2 separate regions of the Homo sapiens genome follow, and region 2 is linked to region 1. Evidence: read pairs that join two places in POLR2A ChIA-PET (ENCODE). Cell type or tissue: CD4-positive, alpha-beta T cell. All regions are shown on one strand. Each heading gives the region's core, and the rest is flanking DNA. Links, peaks and the distances in the headings are about the cores only.

Region 1 (10,582 bases), core at 1,227-9,226:
AGGAACCCAGAAACCCATACAGTACACTAATGTAATATAGTCTAATTTGTGCCCCATAAACTTAAATACACATACTGCTTTAGGGTTAATATTCCCTCCTTTCCTAACAATGTGAAGATGGTGGCAAAGAGCAATACTTCCATTACTTACAGCTCAGCAACTTCCTGTTCTTCCTCCCAGGCTTCCTTGTGTGTTAGCTGACTGCTTCCAGTACTCTTGCACGTCCAAATGCGCTCACTGTACCTTTCCAAGCGGGCTTCATACTCTCTGTTGGCAGTAGTTCAGGAAAACAATATGCAAGCAACAGAGACGACAAACCCATACCCATAAGATACTTATATACAGAAAAAAATCTAGTCTCCTTTTTAAAATGTGTAGCATGAGAGGATAAAAATGGAATTGGAGGCCGGGCGCAGTGGTTCACGCCTGTAATCCCAGCACTTTGGGAGGCCGAGGCGGGCGGATCACGAGGTCAGATCGAGACCAGCCTGGCTAACACGGTGAAACCCCGTGTCTACTAAAAATACAAAAAATTAGCTGTGAGTGGTTGTGGGCGCCTGTAGTCCCAGCTACTCAGGAGGCTGAGGCAGGAGAATGGCGTGAACCCGGGAGGCGGAGCTTGCAGTGAGCCAAGATCACGCCACTGCACTCAAGCCTGGGAGACAGTGCGGCTCCGTCTCAAAAACTAAAAAAAATAAAAAAAAATGAAAAAAATGGAATCAGGGCCCAAAGCAAGATGACTAAGACTGAAGTATAATGAGAATGGATTGTCATGGGCTGGGCACCTGCATGGGATTTACAGACTGGGATGATCACGTCTCTAATCTCAGCATTTTGAGAGGCCACGGCAGGACAATCACTTGAGACCAGGAGTTCGAGACCAGCCTGGGCAACATGATGAGACCTCATCTCTACAAAAAATAAAAATAAAAAATAATAAAAATGGTTTTTCGTGTTTTACAAAAAAAATTAATATTTTAGTACAAATGTGATTTCCTCAATTCACCAAAGTTTCATTACACAAGACTTACGCTGTACCAAAAACTCATAAGAAAAAGTAAAGGTACATTAAAACACAAGTCATAAAAAATAACAATGTAAGGTAAGCAAAATTTTCAGAAAACTCAGACAAGTTTAAGAGTCAGTCCACCACTGCCAGGCGTGGTGGCTCACGCCTGTAATCCCAGAACTTTGGGAGTCCGAGGCAGGCAGATCACCTGAAGTCAGATGTTCGAGACCAGCCTGAGCAACATGGAGATACCCCATCTCTACTAAAAATCAAAAAAAAAAAAAAAATTAGCCGGGCTTGGTGGCACATGCCTGTAATCCCAGCTACTCAGGAGGCTGAGGCAGGAGAATCACTTGAACCTGGGAGGCCGTTGCAGTGAGCCGAGATGGCACCACTGCACTACAGCCTGGGTGATAAGAGCGAAACTCCACCTCAAAAAAAAAAAAAAAAAAAAAAAAAAAAAGGAATCAGTCTACAGTAAAATGAGGTGACTAGGCCACAGTCTCACAGGCAGTTTGGAATAACCTTGAGCATACATTAATGATCCATTTACCCACAGCCCTCCAGTCCACCTTGGAAACATGTTACTTCTTAGGGTTTACAAGCTTGTCCAACCTTTGTCCAACCTGCGGCCCAGGACGGCTTTGAACACAGCCCAACACAAGTTCATAAAGTTTCTTAAAACATTATGAGTTTTTTGTGTGATTTTTTTTTTTTTTAGCTGATCAACTGTTTTTAGTGTTAGTGTATTTTATGTGTGGCCCGAGACAATTCTTCTTCCAATATGGCCAAAAGATTGGCTACCCTGGTTTAAAAAATAAATTTCATAAAATACTTAGAAGTATTCCGGAAAGTACTTTTGATATAATATTTATCCAGTCTCTATGATGTCTCCAATAATACTGAGATTCAGAAGATCATTTACTAGCCGTTTAGACAGTCTTCGTGAGGGAGACGAGGGAAAGAAAAACATCAAGTTGGTAGTGTAAATATGGCAACTTTCCACACAAAACCAACTGGAATTCACCATCAGCCAGCCACTTCCAAATTCAAACGGCAAGTAACTAATTTACTTTTAAGCACAGCAACAGATGCTATGTAAGAAAATCAACTGACATAAGTAGAAAGTTAGTGAACAATACCTGTATATTCCAAGTGACACATTTTATAGTGGTTGAAATAAAAGTATTTAAACAGTTTCCTCTACAATACTATCTAACAAATAAACAAATATTCTAATTTTTGTTTTTTGGAAACAAGGCTGGCCTGTATCTCCTGAGCTCAAGAGATCCTCCTACCTTAGCCTCCTGAATAGCTGGGATTACAGACTTACACTGCAGCATCTAGCTCATTTTTATCTATTTATGTATTTATTTTTGACACAGGGTCTCACTCTGTCACCCAGGCTGAAGTGCAGTGGTGGGATCATGGCTCACTGTAGCCTTGACCTCCTGGGGTCAAGCAATCCTGGGCCTCAGCCTCCTGAGTAGCTAGGACTACAGGTGCACACCACCATGCCCACCTACATTTTTTATCTTTGCAGAGTCAGGGTCTCACCACATTGCCCAGGTTGGTCTTGAACTCCTGGGCTCAAACAGTCCTCCTGCCTCAATCTCCCAAAGTTATGGGATTACAGGTGTGAGCCACCACGCCCAGCCGCATGTTTAATAAATATAGATGCTTGGTTTTCCAAGGTTATGATCAGCAAAAACGCAAACAAGAACAAACCCACAGGTAATCCAAAATAGTAACTTTATGCAATAGTATAAGCACCTTTGCTCATTGTGGATCTTTCCCCAGATCTGCTAAAACTGAGTAATAAATCCATTTTCCTTACAGGGGTGGTGCTAATATCTAAGTGATTAAACAAAATATATAGAATGTTTGAGTAAAAACCTGAGTCAGACTTCCATATACAGATATGTAAATCCAATCACCGAAAAATTTTCAAACTTATACCCAGAGAAGAGCAACGGAACGGCTTCCAGAGGACATTATCCCAAGACGGATTTGTCTTATTTTTGTCTACTGAACTAGGGGAGTGGAAGGGATGGGTAGTAAAATAAGGACAGAGGAGGAATCAGTAAGTGGACTTATTTAAGCTTTCAAAAAGCTTGATAACATTCTAACACATTATTTAGCCATATTTAAGAAGCTCCAACAGGCATGGTAGCTTACACATGCAATCCCAGCATTTGGGAGGACAAAGTGGGGGGATCTTGAGCCCAGGGGTTCAAAACCAGCCTGAACATAGCGACTTTACAAAAAACTATTAAAAGAAAAAAAAAAACTCACTGTGTCATCAGAGAGAATGTAAGAGAAATACATTAACAAATATGTCTTAAAGAGAGAACAGTAAGTTTTTATTATTACAGGTTGAGGATCCCTTATCCAAAATGCTTAGAACCGGGAGTATTTTGGATTTTGAATTTCTTTCAGATTTTGGAGTATTTGCATTATACTTACTAGTTCAGCATCCCAAATCCAAATATCCAAAATGCTCCAATGAGCTCTTCCTTTGACGATCATGTTGGGGCTCAAAAACTTTCAGATTTTGGAGCATTTCTGATTTATGGATTTGGGATGTTCAACCTAGAGTTGTTACTTTAAAAAGCAGGGGCCAGAAAAAAACAAAACAAAAAAAAGTAGGGGCCGGCCAGGCACAGTGGCTCATGCCTATAATCCTGGCATTTTGGGAGGCCAAGGCAGGTGGATCACCTGAGGTCAGGAGTTCGAGACCAGCGTGGCCAACATGGTGAAACCCCCGTCTCTACTAAAAATACAAAAAATTAGCCAGGCGTGGTGGCGTGCGGCTGTAATCCCAGCTACTCGGGAGGCTGATGCAGGAGAACTGCTTGAACCTTGGAGACGGAGGTCGCAGTGAGCTGAGATCATGCCATTGCACTGTAGCCTGGGCAACAAGAGTGAAACTCAGTCTCAAAAAAAAAAAAAAAAACTGCATAGTGGCAGTTTATGAGGCCCAGGCACGAACATCGCTCAAGCCCAGGAGTTCAAGAGCAGCCTGGGCAACATAGCAAAACCCCATCTCTATTAAAAAAAAATTAGTTGAATGTGGTGGCACAGGCCTGTAGTTCCAGCTACTCAGGGATCTGAGGTGGGAGGATCACTTGAGCCCAGGAGGTGGAGGTTGCAGTGAGCTGTGATGGAGAGCAACAGAGGGAGACTGTCTAAAAAAAGAAGATTAGCCCGGGCATGGTGGGTCACGCCTGTAATCCCAGCACTTTGGGAGGCTGAAGTGGGTGGATCACGAGGTTAGGAGTTCAAGACCAGCCTGGCCAAGATGGTGAAACCCTGTCTCTACTAAAAAACTAGCCACGCATGGTGGCGGGCGCCTGTAATCCCAGCTACTCGGGAGGCTGAGGCAGAGAACTGCTTGAATGAGGAAGGCGGAGGTTGCAGTGAGCCAAGATCACACCGCTGTACTCCACCCTGGATGACAGAGTGAGAATCTGTCTCAAAAAAAAACAAAAAACCTCCAAACTCACACAATCACGACGAACTCATCACACCTTCTCTGCCAAGAATATACAGTCCTCTATTATTCGTCTAAATTCTAATCATCCTTTAGATCTCAAAAATAACTTTTCCCAGAAAACATTCATTGAACCTTCAAATATGATAGATTGTATTAGTTTCTAACTATTCACCTCCTTTCCATAAGAGGATTTTTACATCTCCACCCACTGCCATGTGGCTTGTCTACAAGGTCCCTGAAGAGGAATGTACCTCCCCTCTTCATTAACATCAAGCTTGACCCCGTGACTGGTTTCGACCAATAGATGTGAGCAGATGTAATATATGTCACTTCCCGGAAGAGGCTTAAAGTCATGATGTCTTCTAGCTCTTTCTTTGTGCCACTAGCAAACTAGCAAGCAAGACATGTCACACACAGGGTCTGCCCCTCCAGCCTTGTTCCTTTTTTTTTTTTTTTTTTTTTTTTGAAGCAGGGTCTTGCTCTGTCACCCAAGCTGGAGTGCAATAGCACCATCTCGCTTCACTGCAACCTTTGCCTCCTGGACTCAAGTGATCCTCCCACCTCAGCCTCCCAAGTAATTGGGACCACAGGCAAACGCCAGCATGTCCAGCTAATTTTTCTATTTTTTTTGTAGAGACAGGGTTTCATTCACTGTTGTCCAGGCTGACCTCAAATTCCTGGGCTCAAGCAATTCACCTGCCTCAGCCTCCCAAAGTGCTGGCATGAACAACCATACCAGGTGTCAGCCTTGGTCTTAAAATGAGAAAAATGTGGAAGGGTGTGGTGGCTCACGCCTGTAATCCCAGCACTTTGGGAGGCAGAGGGGAACGGATCACTTGAGGCCAGGTGTTCGAGACTAGCCTGGCCAACACGGTGAAACCCCGTCTCTACTTAAAAAGTGCAAAAAAGGAGCCAGGTGTGGTGCACGTGCCTGTAGTCCCAGCTACTCGGGAGGCTGAGGCAGGAGAATCACTTGAACCCAGGAGGTGGAGGTTGCAGTGAGCCGAGATGGCACCACTGTACTCCAGCCTGGGCTACAGAGCGAGACTCCACTCAAAAGCAAAGAGAAAAATGTGGTTTTCTTTTTTATTATTTATTTATGTTTTTGGAGATGGTGGTCTCACTACATTGCCTTGTCTGGTCTCAAGCTTCTGGGTTTAAGGAATCCTCCAGCTTTGGCCTCCTGAGTAGCTGGGACTACAGGCGCACACCACCACATCCAGCTGTTTTCTTTTTTCCCACCATTTTTTTCTTTTTTTAATATGAGAGTACTACAAAATTTTAAATTACATATGGCTTACATTATACTTTTGTTGGACAGCACTGAAACCTGAAGTATACATCTCAGAAAATGTCCTCTGACAGTATTAACTTAAAATTAATTGCCTAGTCAAACTGATTATAAAATCTGGGGCCAGGCGCGGTGGCTCACGTCTGTAATCCCAGCACTGTGGGAGGCCGAGGGGGTGGATCACTGAGGTCAGGAATTCGAGACCAGCCTAGCCAACATGGTGAAACTACTAAAAATACAAAAAATAGCCAGGCATGGTGGCAGGCGCCTGTAATCCCAGCTACTTGGGAGGCTGAGGCAGGAGAATTGCTCGAAGTTGGGAGGCGGAGGTTGCAGTGAGCCAAGATTGCACCATTGCACTCCAGCCTGGGCGACAGACTGTGACTGTCTCAAAAAAAAAAAAAAAAAAAAAAAAAAACAACTGTAAAAGAATTTCCTACAACCCCTAACAACGGCTATTTTAAGTTTGTGTAACTGTTCTGGTAACTGTTCTGGTAATTATATTAAGAGAAAGCAAGGCTGGGCATGGTGGCTCACGCCTGTAATCCCAGCACTTTGGGAGGCTGAGGCCGGTGGATCAACTTGAGGTCAGGAGTTCGAGACCAGCCTGGCCAACGTGGTAAAACCCCATCTCTACTAAAAATACAAAAAATTAGCCAGGCGTGGTGGTGGGTGCCTGTAATCCCAGTTGCTTGGGAGTCTGAGGCAGGAGAATTGCTTGAACCCAGGAGGCGGAGGTTGTAGTGAACCAAGATCGCACCACTGCACTCCAGTCTGGGCGACACAGCAATAACCCAGCTCAAAAACAAAAAAAAAAGAGAGAAAGTAAGGCCACACACAGTGGCTCATACCTGTAATTCCAGCACTTTGGGAGGCTGAAGCGGGAGGATCACTTGAGGCTAGAAATCCAAGACCAGCCGGGGCAACTTTGCAAGACCTCGTCTCGTCTCTACAAAACATACAAAAATTAGGCGTGGTGGTGTGCACCTATGGTTATAGCTACTCAGCAGGCTGAGTGGGAAGAATCACTTGAGCCTGGGAAGTTGGAGGCTGCAGTAAGCCATGATCACACATCACTGCACTCCAGCCTGGGCAACAGAGTGAGACCCTGTCTCAATAAATAAATGAATAAGAAAAAAAGGGAAAGCAAGAAAAAAAATGAAAATGAAAAGGCAAAAAGGCCCATCAGAAGGATATTGAGTCAGCTGCCTCTAAATCCTATTTCAGATTTTAGGTTACCAAAATAAGTCACTCACTCTCAAATAACCTCTCAGAGCAAATGCCAATTGAGGTTTTTATGTTCCAGCAACTGCTGCACATATAATTGCAGACAAAATGTCAAAGCAATTCTCCAAAGGTTGTGTAAGCTATAAAAGATAAGATATTTTCGAATCCTAGACTATCTCATTATGTATCTACTTTGCCATCAGCTACCTCCTTATCACAATATGCTGCTGCTTTGTTCTCTTCAGTCTTGCAGGGATTGTTTCTTTCAATTAAGTACTTGATATCCTGAAAAGATGTGGCCCAGATAAGTATAGAGTCAAACAAGCATAACTGTAACTAACCTAAGTGCTCTAAGTCAGAAGATGGCAAAGAGTGAGCCAACTCAAGATTTGCTTTTTACTCGATATTCTCTCTTACTCGATTTTTTCTCTTAAAGACTCCAGACTGTCTTTAAGTTAAAAACAAGTCTAATATGGCATAACGTATTACTTTAAAGAATGTATAAAAATCAGGCTGGGCGCAGTGGCTCACGTCTGTAATCCCAGAACTATGGGAGGCCGAGGCGGGCGGATCATAAGGTCAGGAGATCAAGACAATCCTGGCTAACACAATGAAACCCCATCTCTACTAAAAATACCAAAAAAAAAAAAAAAAATTAGCCAGGCGTGGTGGCGGGCGCCTGTAGTCCCAGCTACTCAGGAGGCTGAGGCAGGAAAATGGCGTGAACCCGGGAGGCGGAGCTTGCAGTGAGCCTAGATCGCGCCACTGCACTCCAGCCTGGGCGACAGAGCGAGACTCCGTCTCAAAAAATAAATAAATAAATAAATAAAAATAAAAATAAAAATAAAAATCAACGTAAGAGCTCAGTATTCCAAATGTCCAGTAAAACTCTATCTTACAACTACAACTTAACTCCATCTATAGCTACTCAACTCTTAACACATGCTCTAAGGCAGACGCAGTAGTGCGTGCCTGTAGTCCCAGCTACTCTGGAGGCTGAGGCAGGAGGATCTCTTGAGTCCGGTTCAAGGCTTCCCTGTGCTACCACCTCGTCTGTGAACAGCTGCTGCACTCCAGCCTGGGCAACACAGCAAGATTCCATCTCTTAAAACAAAACAAAAACATGCTCTAGTCACACTTGTGTAGAGCCAGATTAACAGTATGAATAAGCCCCTCATTATCATACCCTCAATAAATTCTCACATAATGATGCTACAAAGGTCGTGAACTAGTTATTTCTAAGCTTTAGAAACTATGACAGTTGAAGTAACACAACAAAAATACTCATCTACAACACGCTGCTTGTAGCTCCAATTCCTGCCTAAAACCTATCTTGACTTAAATACAGTCAGTGTCACATCAAGAACTGATTCTGATAAAGTTAGTGTTTTCCAAGATCTAGTGTCCTGCCTGTGGGAATACCTTAGGAAGTAATGTACCATACAAAGCTACAGTACAATCAACATAATCACCAATATTTAACACCTAGTCATTAAATGTGTGCATTACTCACAACTTCCACTAAGTTTAATGAAGATTCACAATATACTCCAAGAACATACCAACATACAGCTTTAAGTCAGTAAAATATCACACAAAGTTCTGTGATACATGCAATCAAAAGGTAGGTATTAAAAGAAAATTAAAATATCAAGTCCCATTAAAAACATAATTGTAAATATAAGTTGAGAACTGGGAATACTACTTCAAAGGCAGCTGTTACCTAACCACATATTTGTTCTCCTCTATGAAACCACTAATAGCCTAATAAAGAAATATGCCAATCTGCCAACCATACAGTACAATTGTTTAAAAACCATCCTCAAAGTGCTTCCACTTGCAGAAATTCCCGAAAGAGCAATTTCCCCCCAATATATAATATGTTTTAAGACTTCTTTTGTTAAAACAGTTTTAAATGCTGTTATGGGAAATTAAAAAATGAAGAATGTTTATTAAATACATACCACTTAAAATGTTTCCGGTTTCAGTTTTAAATTGTTACCATCAAAACTCTTCATATATATATTTCAATTTCATTCATTCAATAATATGAAAAAGCCTGCGTTGCCAGTCCTAAATTAACTTCCTACAGCCATTTTTTACATAGCTCAGTACCTGAAATATACTTAGAAATTGTCTCTTCTCTATGGCATGTTTCTTATACTCTGCTAGAACCAGACCTGAGAAAGTATCATCTGAAAGTGTGTGAGCATCCATCAACGGCTCAAAACATTAATGACATTGGAAAAGTATATGTCGGATTCTCACAAGTTGCTACTCCACTGCCGATTCGAATGTATTAAAAAGTAGGGTACTGGCCAGGCGCGGTGGCTCACGCCTGTTAATCCCAGTACTTTGGGAGGCCGAGATGGGCGGATCACCTGAGGTCAGGAGTTTGAGACCAGCCTGGCCAACATGGTAAAACCCCATCTCTACTAAAAACACAAAAAGTTAGCCGGGCGTGGTGGCACGCGCCTGTAATCCTAGCTACTCAGGAGGCTGAGGCAGGAGAATCACTTGAACCCTGGAGGCGGAGATGGCAGTGAGCCCAGATCGTGCCACTGCACTGCCACCTGGGTTAACAAGAGGGAAACTCCGTCTCAAAAAAAAAAAAAAAAAAAAGTGGGGTACTTCGGTATAATGCAGTATTTGGTAGAGCTAGTGGAACTTCTCCAGAACATTCCAAGTCTTCACAGGACAAGAAAAAAACCAGATCACCACCCCTCCACTTTAAAGTGCCTTACCTTATACCATAATGACAAAAAAGTGAGGTAATATTTAAATTAATTGAAAGTGAAGGAGTAACATTCCACCTTCTTCTGTTGATTGACTTACAGGGATGAGGTAGGAAGAGCGGTGGATTCTACTCCTCTTTCATCATTTGACCTTCAACAAGTCAACCTCCACTCTCTGGGCCAACTCAGCAAACCAAGCCCGAGGACCCGACCACCTCCAAGATCCACTTCAGCTCCAAGATGCTACAGCTCTATTTCTCCAAGAGCCTTCCTCCAGCATGGACTGATTTTCCAGGCCCCTTTGTGTGTATACTCCCCACAAAGGGACACTCACAAATTGCACTCCAACAAGAATGAGATTATCCTCTAAAGTACTGCGTTAAAGTGAGGATCAGGGAGAAATGAAATAACTCTGAGAGACACTTCCTCCTATACAGAAGCAAGCAAGAAACTGAGAAATGAAGTCCTTCCGAACAGAAGGGGCTGAGAAAACTCATAACACATTAGCCTTCACTCTTAAAGCTTTCAGTCACCAAAGAAATGCTTGATTCCGAAATCGTTTTTGTTTTTTTTACAGATAAGCCTCAAAAACGATTCTTCTGGCACCCATTAAAAAAAAGCAAATAAAAGCTGCACAACTTTTCACTAAAAGATAATGCTTATGCAAGAAATCTTAGTCATGACGAGAGGATGCTTCCTTTGTAAAACATCCAATTTCATGTTCCTAAAATACAACATAAAAACTTCACGTCTTGGTTTTTTTGTTTGTTTAATTTTAACAAATACCAATCTCCTTCTAAACCTTCAAAATTTCAAACCTGTGT
Region 2 (10,582 bases), core at 1,347-9,346, 1.2 Mb after region 1:
AGAACTAGTTACTTAAAAAATATATCATGAGAGGGAAGACAAATTTATAAATTGAGAGAGGGTTTATAGCTTATGGCTAGCGACACAAGTTTGAAGTCTGACTGCCTGGATTCCAGTCCTGGCCCTTGCCGTTTCCTGCCTGTGCGACCTTGGGCATTTCACTTCATCTTTGTATGTTTCCCTATTTTTTGTTTTTTTTTTTTGAGACAGAGTTTTGCTCTTGTTGCCCAGGCTGGAGTGTAGTGGCGCGCCTGGCTCACCGCAATCTCCGCCTACTGGGTTCAAGCGATTTTCCTGCCTCAGCCTCCTGAGTAGCTGGGATTACAGGTATGTGCCACCACCACGCCTGGCTAATTTTGTATTTTTAGTAGAGACGGGGTTTCTCCATTTTGGTCAGGCTGGTCTCGAACTCCTGACCTCAGGTGATCCACCCGCCTCGGCCTCCCAAAGTGCTGGGATTACAGGTGTGAGCCAACAGTGCCCGGCCTATTTTTTATTTTTATTTTTATTTTTTGAGACAGTGTCTTGCTCTGTTACCCAGGCTGGAATGCAGTGGCATGATCTCAGCTCACTACAACCCCTGCCTCTCGGGTTCGAGTGATTCTTGTGCCTCAGCCTCCCGAGTAGCTGGAATTATAGGCATGCGCCACCACACCTGGCTAATTTTTGTATTTTTAGCAGAGACAGGGTTTCACCATGTTGGCCAGGCTGGTCTCCAACTCTTGACCTCAGATGGTCCGCCCACCTCAGCCTCTCAAAGGCTGGGATTACAGGCCTGAGCCACCACGCCTGGCCCCTATTTTTAAAAATGGAGTTGATAATAGAACATGTTTCGCTTCTAAGAGCTGTTGCAAGGATAGAGTTTAAGTGCTTAGGTTGCTGTCTGGCATGTAGTAGACACTCAAGAAATATTAGTCATAAAAGTACTATTATAAAGACTTTTGGGAAATTGAGGAAGCGAAAATTTTACTAGTAATATCGACTATGACGTTAATCTCCAAGAACTCTGGAGAATATGAATTGCAAGGGCAAGGACTTATTCCTCTGTGGGATTTTCCCCTGTGACTGTTACATTGTTTTTATGTTTTGTTTTGTTGAGATGGAGTCTCCCTCTGTCACCCAGGCTGGAGTGCAGTGGCGGGATCCCAGCTCATTGCAACCTTCACCTCTGCCTCCCGGGTTCAAGTGATTCTCCTGTCTTAGCTTCCCAAGTAGCTGGGACTACAGGCGTGCGCCACCATGCCCAGCTAATTTTTGTATTTTTTAGTAGAGAAGGGGTTTTACTATATGTTGGCCAGGCTGGTCTGGAACCCCTGACCTCAGGTGATCTGCCCATCTCAGCCTCCCAAAGTGCTGGGATTACAGACGTGATCCACCGCGCCTGGCCAGAGCTTGACAGTTGGATTGATGAAACCTGAGAATGTATGCTTTATATGTTGTTCATTTTAATTTGTTATATCTAGAAATTTAGCTCTTACTGTTGACTATAACACATACATGACGTGAGTAGAATTTTATCTAGATTGAGTTTTCAGACCGTAATTGGTTTCAAGAAAATAAATAAGGTATTGGAAGTGAACTAAAATTAGTAACTGGCTTTGGCATTAGACTTTAATGCACTTAAATTACATGATCTCATCTGTGAGATAATTTGACAGAGGAGGACGATGGCATGTATTATGTCCATATGAGGAAAGGGCAGAGAAATAGACCCTGCAAGATTCATTAGTGTTACTCCTTCCTCCTGTTCGTTTTCTTTCTTCGTTTTCCCCCCCGGTAAGCATTAAAAAAAATTTTTTTTGGCTGGGTGTGGTGGCTCACTCCTGTACTCCCAGCACTTTGGGAGGCCATGACTCACTTGAGGTCAGGAGTTTGAGACCAGCCTGGCCAACATGGTGAAACCCCGTCTCTACTAAAAATACAAAAAATTGGCCGGGCACGGTGGCTCACACCTGTAATCCCAGCACTTTGGGAGTCCAAGGCGGGTGGATCACGAGGTCAGGAGATCGAGACCATCATGGCTAACATGGTGAAACCCTGTCTCTACTAAAAATACAAAAAAAAAAAAAAAAAAATTAGCCAGGCGTGATGGCGGGTGCCTGTAGTCCCAGCTACTCAGGAGGCTGAGGCAGGAGAATGGTGTGAAACCGGCAGGCGGAGCTTGCAGTGAGCTGAGATCGCACCACTGCACTCCAGCCTGGGTGACAGTGTGACACTCTGTCTCAAAAAACAAAAACAAATTAGCTAGGCGTGGTGGTGCGCACCTGTAATCCCAGACACTCGGGAGGCTGAGGCAGGAGAATCACTTGAACCCTGGAGGCGGAGGTTGCAGTGAGCCAAGATCACGCCATTCCACTCCAGCCTGGGCCATAGAACAAGACTATGTCTCAAGGAAAACAAACAAACAAAAAAACACATCTCTACTGAAAATACAGAAGTTAGCTGGGAGTGGTGACAGGTGCCTGTAATGCCAGCTGCTTGAGTGGCTGAGGCATGAGAATCACTTGAACCCGGGAGGTGGAGGTTACAGTGTACCGAGATCTTGCCACTGCTCTCCAGCCTAGGCGACAGAGCAAGACACCATCTCAAAAAAAAGAAAATCCTGTAAGATGAATTTGTTCCTTTATGAAGAATAAATTTGTGTCTGCCATTTACACCGTGAATGCCTTTCTTTGGAGTGGTTCCTTGTAGTGTTTTTTGTTGTTGTCGTTGTTGTTAAATTGTGGTAACATATACTTAACACAAAAATTACCATTTTAACCTTTTTTTGTGGGGGGAGGGACGGGATGTCACTCTGTTGCCCAGGCTGGAGTGCAGTGGTATGCTTTTGGCTCACTGTAACCTTCGTGTCCTAGGGTCAAGACATCCTCCCACCTCAGTCTCCCGAGTAGCTGGGACTACAGGTGCATGCCACCACGTCTGGCTTGATTTTTTTATTTTTTGTGGAGATGGGGGTCTCACTATGTTGCCCAGGCTGGTCTCCAACTCCTGAGCTCAAACAATCTGCCTGCATCTGCCTCCCAAAGTGCTGGGATTAGAGACATGAGCTACCACACCCAGCCTGATTTTACCAAAAGAAACTTTTTTTTTTTTTTTTGAGACAGAGTCTTGCTTTGTTGTCAGGCTGGAGTTCAGGGGCATGATCTCGGCTCATGGCAACCTCCATCTCCCGGGTTCAAGTGATTCTTCTGCCTCAGCCTCTCAAGTAGCTGGGACTACAGGTGCGCACCACCACGCCCAGCTAATTTTTGTATTTTTAGTAGAGATGGGGTTTCACCATGTTAGCCAGGATGGTCTCAGTCTCCTGACCTCATGATCCACTTGCCTCGGCCTCCCAAAGTGCTGGGATTACAGGCGTGAGCCACCGCGCCCAGTCTTAACCATTTTTAAGTGTATGTATAGTTCAGTGGTGCAGAACTTTTTTTTTTTTTTTTTTTTTTTGAGACAGGGTCTTGCTCTGTTGCCCAGGCTGGAATGTAGGATATTATCAAGTTCATCTGTGTGTTAGAATCTCCTTCTTATTTAATCCTTCTTGTGGTTTTTGGAGTCTTTGTTTTGTAGCATGGCAAAGCCCATTGTGTGTGTGTGTGTGTGTGTGTGTATGTAAGAAGTATATATAATTATATTATGGTGTACTTGGAGAAGTGGAGCATGATGAAGAGTTTGATCCATAATATAACTGGTTATATAGAACCCTGTTTAGCAGACAGAGCCTAGGAAGTTTTCTGATTGTATAGGTTCTATGCTTTTGAGAATTCCTGCTTGTGTTTTGATCTCATTTCCATACACAGTCCTTAAAGATCATATTTATTTATTTATTTATTTATTTATTTATCGAGATGGAGTCTCACTCTGTCACCCAGGCTGGAGTGCAGTGGCATGATCTTGGCTCACTGCAACCTCCACTTCCTGGGTTCAAGCAATTCTCCTGCCTCAGCCACCTGAGTAGCTGGGATTACAGGAGCCGGCCACCACGCCTGGCTAATTTTTGTATTTTTAGAAAAGATGGGGTTTCACCATGTTGGCCAGGCTGGTCTTGAACTCCTGACCTCGTGATCCACCTGCCTTGGCCTCCCAGAGTGCTGAAATTACATATGTGAGCCACCGTGCCTGGCTAAGAAGGGATCGTTTAAATTTTTAAAAATACATTAATTTATTTTTATAGAGACAGGATCTCGCTGTGTTGCCCAGGCTGGTCTCAAACTCCTGGGCTCAAGTGATCCTCCCACCTCAGTCTCCCAAAGTGCTGGGATTCAGGTGTAAGCCACCACGCCCGGCCCAAAAGAAGGGATCTTTTATCATGTCGGGAACAGTAACTATTCATTTATTCAACATACTGATGGGCTCATCCTATGAGGCCTCAGAACACAGCATGTTTCTTGGAAAATACTGGCATGGGCAAATGACATTGTTGAGAGCTTCAGGATAAAGAATCTTTTAGTTTAGTTTGTATATCCAGACTAGTTTAGTTTTTTTTTTTTTTTTTTTTTTTTGAGACAGTCTCGCTCTGTCTCCCAGGCTGGAGTGCAATGGCACAATCTCAGCTCAGTACAACCTCCACTTCCTGGGTTCAAGCGATTCTGGTGCCTCAGCCTCCTGAGTAGCTGGGATTACAGGCGTGCACCACAATGTCTGGCTAATCTTTGTGTTTTTTGGTAGAGAACGAGGTTTCATCATGTTGGCCAGGCTGGTCTCAAACTCCTGACCTGAAGTGATCCGCCCGCCTAGGCCTCCCAAACTGTTGGGATTACAGGCGTGAACCATCGCTCCCAGCTGGAAGGTGACTTTTTTTTTTTTTGAGACAGTGTCTCCCTCTGTTGCCCAGGCTGGAGTGCAGTGGCACGATCTCGGCTCACTGAAACCTCCGCCTCCTGTTCAAGCTCTTCTCGTGCCTCAGCTTCCTGAGTAGCTGGGACTACAGGTGCACGCCACCATGCCCAGCAATTTTTGTATTATTAGTAGAGACGGGGTTTCACCATATTGGCCAGGCTGGTCTCAAATTCCTGACTTTGTGATCCACTCACTTCGACCTCCCAAAGTGCGGGGATTACAGGTGTGAGCCACCGTGTCCGGCCAAGGTGACTTTTTAAAGTTAAATTTTAAAACGATCTTTGAGGAGTAAATTTGACATAAGCAGGTGTTCATGCACAAATGCCTTAAAAGGTACACATACTTCATTTCAAAGCAGTTATTTATTTTGACACTTGTCTCATTAATTTTCCTGCTCTCTCAGAAAATAGGTTATTTTATTTAGCCGTGATAATTAATGCAGTTTGTTGGGAAATAAGCTATTTTCAATTTACCAGGCTTGGATTTGGTGAGTTTTTATGTAAATTAATAGATATATGTACATATATTTTTAAAATAACTATTTTAGTGAAGTTTAAATTATAAATGCTTGCTCATTCACTGAATGCTTTTGTGATGCACTTTATTAAGAATTGACATGCATTCTGATAACAACTTTGTAAGGTAAGTATGCAGACTGTTGTCATTTTCCAGACTAGTAAATTTGGGATTAAAGAATCCCAGGGTCACCTGTAAGATTTGAGACAGGACTTGAATTCAGAACTTTTGCCTGATTGCAAAGCTCACCTTCCTAATAGCTTTGCTCTGTTGCCTGCCTTCTGTGAACAGTGCTTTTAAAAAAGTAAAGATTGTCGGGTGTGGGTGGCTCACGCCTGTAATCCCAGCACTTTGGGAGGCCGAGGTGGGTGGATCATCTGAGGTCAGGAGTTTGAGACCATCCTGGCCAACATGGTAAAACCCCGTCTCTACTAAAAATACAAAAAATTAGCCAGGTGTGGTGGCATCTACCTGTAGTCCCAGGTACTCGAGGCAGGAGAATTGCTTGAACCTGGGAGACGGAGGTTGCAGTGAGCTGAGACTACGCCACTGCATTCTAGCCTGAACGACAGAGTCAGACTCTTTCTCAAAAAAAAACAAAAAAAAAACAAAAAAAAAAAACACCTCAAGAACAAAGTAAAGATGGACCTTTAGATAATAGCTACTTGATTTTCATTTTCTCTTCCAAATGGTTTTTCCAAAATCCAACTGAGTTTTAAATTTGGAGTCATGTCAAAGGGACACATTCTTTGTGTATTGGCAGAGTAAGCTGCTGCTGTTTAAAAATCTGGACTATCAATTTAAAAGTATAATTAATACATATGCAAAAATGGTGTCTTAAACTGTGGTGCAAGGAAAATAGGTCTTTCCGAATAGCTGGTAAGATTTTTCCTTGTTTGTTTTTTAAGGATGTTGTTTTGGCTACTGTGAAACTCAGAACTCAGAGCTGAACTTGTGATCCACTGATTGGGCAGATCCTTTTTTTTTTTTTTTTTTTTTTTTTGAGACAGAGTCTCACTCTGTTGCCCAGGGTGGAGTGCAGTGGCGTGATCTCAGCTCACTGCAACCTCAGCCTCCTAGGTTCAAGTGATTCTCTTGCCTCAGCCTCCCGAGTAGCTGAGATTACAGGCGTGCACCACCACACCCGGCTAATTTTTGTATTTTTGGTAGAGACAGAATTTCACCATGATGTCCAGGCTGGTCTTGAACTCCTGACCTCAGGTGATTTGCCCACCCTGGCCTCCCAAAGTGCTGGGATTATAGGCATGAGCCACTGCACCTGGCTAGATCTTTTCTTTATTATTTTGTCATTCTTTCCTTCACCTGGCTTTTTAAAAAAGTTAAATTTAGCTATTAGCTGTCTGAAGTGTCTTGTTTTTTTTTTTTCTTTAATGGGGTCACCATACTATAAAGCTTTAAGTACGAATACAACACAGTTGTAAATCGTTTCAAATCTTAACCCTTCAAATTTATTTTATTTTTTCTTGAGGGATATTTGTTATTTATTGATGTAAGTGCCAGCTTTATTTCAGCAGATAGAAATTAACAATTTTGTATCTTAAAATGTCAGCATACGCCCCTAGAAAAATTTCACAGCCGGCTGGCCATGGTGTCTCACGCCTGTAATCTGAGTACTTTGAAAGGCCACGGTGGGAGGACTGCTTGAGCACGGGAGTTTGACACCAGCCTGGGCAACATAGTGAGACCCTGTCTCTACCAAAAAATCAAAAAAATTAGCCGGGTGTGGTGGTGCATTCCTGTAGTCTCAGCTACTAAGAAGGATGAGGTGGGAGGATTGCTTGAGCCCAGGAGGTTGAGGCTACAATGAGCCATGTCCCTGCCACTGCATTCCAGCCTGGGTGACAGAGCAAGACCCTGTCTCAAAAAAAAAAATTCAAACCCTTGATTTAAAAATCAATCCTGATCAAAGATTTGGCCTAGGGATTTCTTATTTTATTTGGAAGTACTTGCCATTCATATATATGTATGAGTTATATATATTCATATATATATGAGTTAAAAATTAAAGTCAAATGAACTAAAATGAGTTCTTTGGCTCTATTTCTTATCTGCTGAAGTGTATATGTTAATATACATTAATATAAATCGTGATAGTTTATATCCTGTTATTAAATATTTGTAAAACAGAACCTCTGGCCGGGCACGATGGCTCTCGCCAGTAATCCCAGCACTTCGGGAGGCTGAGGCGTGCAGATATTGCCTGGGCTCAGGAGTTTGAGACCAGCCTGGGCAACATGGTGAAACCCCGTCTCTACTAAAATTACAAAAATTAGCCAGGAGTGATGGTGCACCCCTGTAATCCCAGCTACTCGGGAGCTGAGGCAGCAGAATCACTTGGACCCGGAAAGCAGAGTTTCCAGTGAGCCAGGATCGTGCCACTGTACTCCGGCCTGGGCAACAGAGTGAGACTCTGTCTCAAGAAAAACAAACAAACAAACAAAAAAAAACACAGAGCCTGTGAATTGCTGACCTAATTTATTTTCCTTGGGAAAATACCTAGTAAGCCTATGGAGATAAACTCTTAGAATTGAAGTATTGTTCATTATAAGCAAGGCATACAGAAGTCCTGCCTATTCCAGGTCTAGTGTAGTCTCTGGAGAACTTATCTTTTCTAAGATACTATGTACAGTAAACAGGAAGCTCTCTGTTGGAGGATATGTCAGAGCTGGAGATTGGACTAGAATACTGAAGACAATATCGACAACAATGACATTTTTTGAGAGTTTATGAGTTTACTGTTTTGTTTTTTTTCTTTTGAGACAGAGTCTCATTCTGCTGCCCAGGCTGGAGTGCAGTGGCACGATCTCGGCTCACTGCAACCTCTGCCTCCTGGGTTCAAGCGATTCTCCTGCCTCAGCCTCCCTAGTAGCTGGGACTACAGGCGCGTGCCACCACGCCCGGCTAATTTTTTGTATTTTTAGTAAAGATGGGGTATCACCGTGTTAGCCAGGATGGTCTCCATTTCCTGACCTCATGATCTGCCCGCCTTGGCCTCCCAAAGTGCTGGGATTACAGGCCTGAGCCACTGCCCCGAGCTGAGTTTACTGTTTTAAGTGCTACCTGCATTAACATCTTTAATCCTCATAGCAATCCTGAGATGTGAGGTAGGCACTATTATGATCCCATTTTAAAGTTGAGAAAAATGAGGTTAACTAATCTGAAAAATATAGTAAGGGACAGTGTTAATATAAAACTAGGCAGCCAGACAACTCCTGCTCTTAACTGCTATGTGGTTTTTGGATTTGTTTGTTTGTTTGTTTTTGTTTTGTCTGAGATGGAGTTTCTCTCTTGTTGCCCAGGCTAGAGTGCAATGGTGTGATCTGACCTCAGCTCACTGCAACCTCTGCCCCTCAGGTTCAAGCAATTCTCCTGTCTCAGCCTCCCGAGTAGCTGGAATTACAGGCATGCGCAGCCATGCCTGGCTAATTTTGTATTTTTAGTAGAGACAAGGTTTCTCTGTTAGTCAGGCTGGTCTCGAACTCCTGACCTCAGGTGATTGCCTCACCTCGCCCTCCCAAAGTGTTGAGATTACAGGGATGAGCCACCACGCCCGGCCTCTTTTTTTTTTTTTTTTTTTTGAGACCAGTCTTGCTCTGTCGCCAATCTAAAGTGCAGTGGTGTGATCTCAGCTCACTGCAACCTCCACCTCCCAGGTTCAAGCGATTCTCCCGCCTCAGCCTCCCGAGTAGCTGGGATTACAGGCACCCACCACCACACCCAGCTAATTTTTGTAGTTTTAGTAGAGACAGGGTTTCACCGAGTTGGCCAGGATGGTCTAGATCTCTTGACCTCGTGATCTGCCCACCTCGGCCTCCCAAAGTGCTGGGATTACAAGCGTGAGCCACCGCGCCTGGCATAAAACTATTTTTAAAAGAAGAAAAATAGCTACAAAATTTAAAAAGCAGGTAAAATGTACAACTAATATAAACCAGCTAGTGATCTATGACTTTTTTTTTTTTTTTTTTTTAACAGGGTCTTGTTCTGTCTCCCAAGCTGGAGTGCAGTGGTGTGGTCATAGGTCACTGCAGCGTCGAACTCCTAGGCTCAAGTGATCCTCTTGCCTCAGGCTCCTGAGTAGCTGGGACAACAGGCGTGTACCACACCTGGATACTTTTTAAATTTTTGGTAGAGAAGGGATCTCACTCTATTGCCAAGCTGGTGTCGAACTCTTGGTCTTAAGCAGCCCTCCCACGTCAGCATCCCAAAGTGTTGGGATTTCAGAGGTGAGCCACGGCGCCCAGTCTGAGTCACTTTTAAACTTAGAAAATAGTTGCAAGAACAGCAAATAAACAAAACTTGCTCACATATCTTTCACGTAGAGACTTGCATTCAAGTTCTGCCCATCGTTTTGGTGATGGATGTCCTTTATTGCAAGACTGTAATCCAGGATCACATTTCCACCCAGTTTCCTTGCCTCTCTAATATACTTTTTTGAGATGGAGTTTCACTCTTGTTGCTCAGACTGGAGTGCAGTCGTGCAATCTCAGCTCACTGTAACCTCTGCCTCCCGGTTTCAAGCAATTCTCCTGCCTCAGCCTCCCGGGTAGCTGGGATTACAGGCATGAGCCACCACGCTCAACTAATTTTGCATTTTTTTTTTTTTTAGTGGAGACGGGGTTTCTCCATGTTGGTCAGGCTGGTCTTGAACTCCCAACCTCAGGTGATCCGCCCACCTCGGCCTCCCAAAGTGCTGGGATGATGGGCATGAGCCACTATGCCCAGCCCTCTAATATATATATATATTTTTTTGAGACGGAGTTTCACTCTTTCACCCAGGCTGGAGTGCAGTGGCACCATCTCAGCTCACTGCAACTTCTTCCTCCTGGTTCAAGCGATTCTCCTGCCTCAGTCTCCCAAGTAGCTGGGATTACAGGCACCTGCCACCACACCCAGCCAATTTTTGTATTTTTAGTAGAGATGGGGTTTTGCCATGTTGGCCAGGCTGGTGTCGAACTCCTGACCTCAGGTGATCCACCCACCTCGGCCTCCCAAAGTGCTGGGATTACAGGTGTGAGCCATCCATCCCGGCCTAATATACTTTATTTTAGAACAGTTTTTCAGTGTTTTGAGTTTCATTCATGCCCTTGACCTTTTTGAAGACTAGAGGCATTTTTATAGACTGTCTCTTAACTCAGGTTTGTCCAGTGCTTCCTCATGCTTATATTGAGGTTAAGCATTTTGAGCAGGAATATCCATGTTTTCCTTGCATTTTGTT

The links. ChIA-PET counts read pairs that join two places held together with the same protein. Peaks named below come from ENCODE experiments on the same cell type or tissue, not always from the same donor. Only the 100,000 strongest peaks of a DNase experiment are listed, where the experiment ranks them.
Region 2: POLR2A ChIA-PET joins it to region 1 with 7 read pairs; 2 of 35 experiments call an interaction of 5 or more read pairs at or near these places.

What each region holds. Positions count from the first base shown.
Region 1 is chr7:73,510,586-73,521,167 of GRCh38, forward strand. BAZ1B (bromodomain adjacent to zinc finger domain 1B) reads right to left here. Exons shown (of 20, transcript NM_032408.4): 2 at 151-267. Among named protein-coding and RNA genes, the nearest start is that of BAZ1B, 6.4 kb to the right of the region's middle. RefSeq lists an enhancer at 5,238-5,737. In CD4-positive, alpha-beta T cell, for the core only: no CTCF peak of the experiment used is centred there; a DNase peak (open chromatin) is centred at 4,786; H3K4me3 peaks cover 180 bases; H3K27ac peaks cover 96 bases.
Region 2 is chr7:74,664,756-74,675,337 of GRCh38, forward strand. The region is part of intron 1 of GTF2I (general transcription factor IIi); the gene reads left to right. Among named protein-coding and RNA genes, the nearest start is that of GTF2I, 12 kb to the left of the region's middle. RefSeq lists enhancers at 556-605, 2,253-2,302. In CD4-positive, alpha-beta T cell, for the core only: no CTCF peak of the experiment used is centred there; no DNase peak of the experiment used is centred there.